Linked DNA regions of Homo sapiens: region 2 is linked to region 1. Evidence: chromatin loops called from intact Hi-C (ENCODE). Cell type or tissue: IMR-90. All regions are shown on one strand. Links, peaks and the distances in the headings refer to the core of each region. The heading gives the core; the rest is flanking DNA. Region 1 overlaps BMP6 (bone morphogenetic protein 6). Region 2 overlaps BMP6 (bone morphogenetic protein 6).

The links. Hi-C counts contacts between places; a loop is a spot of excess contacts. Peaks named below come from ENCODE experiments on the same cell type or tissue, not always from the same donor. Only the 100,000 strongest peaks of a DNase experiment are listed, where the experiment ranks them.
Region 2: it touches region 1 in a loop (4-fold over the local background); 6 of 110 quality-filtered maps call a loop at or near these places.

The regions. Positions count from the first base shown.
Region 1 is chr6:7,729,755-7,732,678 of GRCh38, reverse strand. The region is part of intron 1 of BMP6 (bone morphogenetic protein 6); the gene reads right to left. Among named protein-coding and RNA genes, the nearest start is that of BMP6, 5.1 kb to the right of the region's middle. In IMR-90, for the core only: no CTCF peak of the experiment used is centred there; a DNase peak (open chromatin) is centred at 1,628.
Region 2 is chr6:7,786,108-7,789,031 of GRCh38, reverse strand. All of the region lies in intron 1 of BMP6 (bone morphogenetic protein 6), which reads right to left. Among named protein-coding and RNA genes, the nearest start is that of BMP6, 61 kb to the right of the region's middle. In IMR-90, for the core only: no CTCF peak of the experiment used is centred there; a DNase peak (open chromatin) is centred at 1,661; H3K27ac peaks cover 810 bases.

The DNA.
Region 1 (2,924 bases), core at 256-2,755:
TGATAGCCAGTATTTAGCCAGTATTCATAGTCAAGTAAAATATCAATTTGAAATCCAACATATAAAGTAGTTACTCTCTGAAGACACAGAGAGGCAACAAATTATATGCTAAAGCAAGCACTGAGCATTGTTTTTGTATTTAAACAGATTCTTATCCCAGGGAAGCCCTCCTCCAAGCTGATCAGAGGTAAGCTCTCAAATAGAGGAACTAACCATGATTCAGCACATTTAAAAAGGATTTATACCCATTCTTAGAAGGACACCCAGAGGAAACACCATCTGAGGTCTGAACAATAGTATCTGCTTGCCCTTTGATCTTAGTTTAAGAACACTTTGTACAACTTTTTTTTGTTGAAATGCCACTGAATTTCAAATTTACTCTTTGTAATCTCTTTAGAAGAACATCTACTGCTTCTTTGAATCACACTCTTGCAACCAAATTCTCCAAACTGTTTTTGCTGTGAGTAGCTTGCAGGCATGGATTTATTTTCTGCTAACAAAAATCTTCTTAAGTACAGGTAGCTTAAATGAAAAACAGTACTACTGATGCTATGTTTAGGAGAAAGAGATAGCGCATTATATCTAGTTACAAATACAAGTAGGGAGTATTCCATTTTTCTTCTTATTTATGTTTCCCAAGAGTAATTTTGTTCAGAAAATTGCCAGTATTTTTAGCACAAGTTTCTTGCTGCTTGTACTAATATATACTGATTCCCTTTTCTGAACACAATTTGAGTTTTTTAAATTGCCATTTAATCCTAGCATTTGGAGATAAATACCTCGTGAATTCAAATAAACAAGTGAAATCTGAAATGCAGATATTTAATTAAATGTTTTTACTACTCTCAAATGTAATGCATATTACAAATTAATATACATATGGGTGACTAATAAAAAAGGTGTATTAATAAAGCACGATGATTTACCTCAAATACTGTGAACCTCCCTGTCCTAAATGTCTTCACTGTAAACATTTTACTCAATAAAAATCAGGTATACCCTTTCTAAATAATCAAATCTTCCAAATCAGTGAAATATGAATTTGAAGCATGGGCTATGTCTATATGTTCACTAATTCAGCCTTTTCAAAGCATCTTCCATGTGGTCAGCATTATGTTAGGCACTTGGGCTACTGTGGTGGGTTAGCGTGGTTTCCGCCTTTGGAGGCTGACATCCTACAGGGGAGACAAACAAATGAGTAAGCAAATTTAACAAGAAAAAAGAAAAACTTGTGATAAGTACAAGGAAGGAAATAAGCAGAGTGCTGTCATGGTACAGAAGTGGGTGGGATGGAGGCATGACCAGTTTATATAGAGTGGCAGAGAAGGTCTCTCTTAGGTGAATTTTAAGCTAAGACCTGAAGGATACCTCTCCAAGGTCACCAAATTGGCAGGGATGCTGACTAGGCTGCCAAGACATTTTTAGCATTAGAAAACAAATAGAAAATGGCATCTGTGGCCCTGAGTGAATGCAAGTTCACGAGCTCGCTCACCCAGGCACTCTGCACACCAGCAGCCCAGGCAGCAGACGGTTAGCATTTAGAAGGTGACACATCCCAGCCTATTCACCCAGAAAGAGTTTGAAACAGTCAACATAAACAACAATGAGCTGGTTGGATGACCAGCACTTGCGCTATGAGAGAGAAATTTATCCTGTTGATTCACACTTCCTGATAGTCCGGCTGGCTTACAAGGCTCGGGGTGTTTCAAATGTATTTCATGAGTAAATTATTCCCCCAGTCCCAGGGAAGTCGGATGTTTACAACTATGTAATACTTTCCCTTGTACTTCCAGTGTGTAATTTACTTAACCTAGTAGGTATAAGCGTACTTTAAAACGCAGCGCTGTCATGTTTATCTTTCTGTAGATTCTTTAATAGATGAGTCAGGTAATGTGGCAGTTAACATGGCATTGACAGCAATTAGGAAATCTGTAATTCTCTAGTATCCCTATATAGAGAATCCAACATTGGTACGCAATAACTTTGTTCAAATGAACTGTCCTTCCTATGTTCAGAGTCATGGCAATCAGATTTTACCCCATTCTAGCCTCTGATGATGAAATACCCCTTTCCTATTGCTACATGGATTAAGATGAAATAGAATTGCTTCATTGGCAGGTGGCATGGCTTGCTGCTTGGATTCTACTTACCCGCAAAAGGTTTTCTCTTCACACTATCAGTATAGAGTCCAGAAGTGGACCTACAGTAGCTATAACTTGTACAAGGAGCCCAGTGATAGGAATATGAGGGGCTTGGGATAGAATTCCCATCCTAGAATTCTCTTTCAGTTCTGTGTCAGCCTGTCTTGGGGCCTGGAATTGCACTACTGGGTGAGTTCTCTTAAAAATTTTTAGGGGATTTTTTTAGATCTTTCAAAATCCTTTACGAAAAATGTCAATATCCCTAGGGAGATACTATGTTAAACCATCACCCTAGCAAGGATTAGCTGACAGCCAGCTTTAAGCAGTGTGACTCAGAGGCAGTGTGTCCCTGTAGCCCACGAAAAGTCAGAGAAGCAAGGAATAAGGGGAATTTGGAGGGTCACTAAATACAGTAAATATGACTATACTTTACAAATTCGCCTTAGGCCCAGCTCTTGAAATTTCAAATACCATCTAAGGCAGTGGTTTCCAAACACTGACATCACCTGAGATCTTGACAAAACAATGACACTGCTGGGCATGGTGGCACACTTCTATCTTCCCAGCAACTCAGGAGGCTGAGGCAGGGGGATTGCTTGAGGCCAGGAGTTTTGAGTCCAGCCTGGGCAACGTTGGGAGATCCTCTTTATTTTTGAACAAAAAAATACTGCTACCTGGTTTCCACCTCCACACATTCTGATTTGATATGGAGTGCCACCTGGGCATCTGGGTTTTTTTAAGGCGTTCCCCCCTACCTCCCACGTAACACCCACGTGATTCTAA
Region 2 (2,924 bases), core at 231-2,730, 56 kb before region 1:
TATACCTTAAACACATACAATTAGTTGTCAACTATACTTCAATAAAGCTGGAGGAAAAAGCTCCTTGGGTTGCCAAATACAAGGAGTAATTTGACAATGCATTCCTGAGGAAGCACCTTGGAGAGCAAAGCACAGAACACTTTAAAAAAAAAAAAAAAAACAGAGATAGGATGGAATAAGGGGTGGGAGGGATCTTATTTCTACCAGGTGACAAACTCACTGCCTTTTCTATCTACGTATCTTAGGAATTTTAGTTCAGAAGCAAGATGATTATTTGAAATGACATGTTAACACATTTACTTAAATTTTAAAAACAAAGTCACTCCTTCTGATTTGCTTCATCCTAAGGACTGGTTTTGCTGCCATTTGTTTTACAATGATGAACATTTTCCAAGTATGAAGGAGAAAAGTCCATAACTTTGACTCTTTGATAATACACTTAAAGCATATATACAGTGTTACAATTCATAGGATATTACACCCTTTAAAACTATCCAAGTTTATTTTTAAAATTCTTTAGTTCTCGGCATAAAAACATACAGAGGGGTCCCCCGTTGTTGAGCCTAGACATAGAAGACAGGATTTGAAGGCAGCCAGTCATTTTCCCCATTGTGTACCAGCACACAATAGCATACACTGTGTTTCTTAAGTTAGTGATGGTATACACATAGTTTGGCTGGAAAGACTGAAGTATGATCCCCAGTTCTTTCCATACAGGATGCATATGATGACTCTTGGTTTCAGCTACAGCCTTAACATGTGGTCTATCACTAATGCCCTCAAATAATTACTACCAAGCCTTTGGCCAAGAACACTTAAAGGTCTAAAGGTAATTGAGCCCCTGACAACATGTTTCCAAGGACTCCATCTTCTTCCAGTGATTCAAGAAATATATTCCAGAGTTGTGCAAAGAATACCCATACCTGAGGGTCTGAACTATTCTTGTAACTAAACATTCATCATCAGTTTCTAATATCTCTAAAGGGTCACATTTATTACATGTGGTGTGAAACTATACTTAAAGTTATATCAGGCTGGGTTGATCGTTTCATCAAAATGACTTGCGTTTCTTTAAAAAAAAAAATCAATCTACCATAGTCAGCAATTCAGAAGGTGAAAAAGTCATGCCAAAAATAAATGCAAACCCACCTATCAGCAAAAAGGAAGGATGGCTCTAGAAAGAAAGTGCCAAGGTCAAGTGAGTTTTTGTGCAAGAAATCTTGTTATTACTATAATGAAAGCCATAAACATTCCATAGGAGTTGAGAGGCAGGAATTCAGGGAAGTTATACTAGTGTCTAGCATTTACTAAATTGAGAATCTTCATGCCAACCTAACACGCAAATATGCTAGAGCTGAATGAGACCATGACCGTTTCAGACAGAGCAGCCACGGCTAAGAAAAAGTGGCCAAGTAGCACACCACACAAAGCAAATGGCACCTTGGTTTGCTAACAGGATTGCAAGCAAATAGATCCCTGCTCTGAGTGAGGAGTCTAACAGATTCCTCTTCGAGCTTTTTTTGCAGCCTGCAACAATTCATCTGTCAAAAAAGTACATGAATGGGAAAAATCCAGTGTCTGAGCCAAGGACTGTGTTGCAACTGTCTAAGATTTTTGAGAGCTGGCCAAACACGCCTTTAAGGATTGTTTTCACTCTCTTGGCTTTGCAGCACCTCATCCCTAAATACTTGATAACTGTTTTAGAGGTGTAGCTCCTTTTCAGACACTGACTCACTCAGGCGCTTCCAGAGAAGTTCACGCATATTTTTCAGTACAGATGGTGTATCTGCATATGTACAACTGGCCAGAAGACAAATCAACACATTTTCCCAAGAGCCGATCAACACTTAGTTATTCAAGGAATGATCTCCCAAACTCTTTACTTCTGTTCCCTCCCTGATACTGCCCTCTTCAATTGGACTTTTACTTCTTCCTAATATCTTTATCAGAAGATTATTGGAAAAGAAACTAAAGGAGGCTGAACTTACACTCGTCACTTTAGTTTAGAGAAATGGCAGCTCTGGGGAAAAGGATCATGAGAAAGAAGGATGTGAAAATCATTACCAGGATTCGGGGATCATCTGTGGATCTTAATTATTCCTGCTCTTCCTACCTCTGAAGGTCAAAGATATTATTGACAGCTGGCTGCTGGGGAAGTTTGAAATGGGACAAACTTGTCAAATTGCTGTGCCCTCAGGGAAACCCTCCCTGCTTTGACCCTGGATTGAGTCACCTGCATGGGGCTTTTCTACCTGATGTTCCGAGGGAGACATACATTATAAGTCAAGTTTTTCCTTCTTCTTTCTGTGTATTCTCATGAAGTGCTAGGGAGGGCTTGTCACTGGGGGCTGTCTGTTCTAGGCTGATTGAATCTACAGTTCTGATCCACATACACAATAGTACTTCTAACTCACAGAACAGCTAAGTCGATGGCCTGCCTGTAGTAACAGGTGCTGGTTGGGAGAATGTCATGGCATAGAATGCAAGGACTTGTACTAAGGAAGCATTGCCAAGGATGTGAGCTGAAAGGTTTCCAGAGGGATTTTATTTAAAAAAAAAAAAAAAAAAAAACAGACTAAAGAAGGGAAAAGCAGCTGTTTGGAAATAAACTGTAAAACATCTGTAGCACACGACCAGAATTCTCTAAGTGTGAGCATGAGGTTTTAAAGGGGCCTCATCTTTCATAAGCAACACTCCAAGCACAAAGCATATGCCACAGGCAGTCAGTCCTCTCCAGTGTTCCCAGTAGTAGAGAGGAGAGGTGTGGTGTGCCCAGATGTGCCATCATGGTGGGACGTCCAGCTTTTCTGGAAGCCACTGAGCACAACTGTCCTTTACCACAGCAAGTCACGGAGAAGGAAAAAAAAATCCAGAGAAAACTTCACTATCAGGAAATCTTTCCTTATTGCAGATGGAGCTTAGAG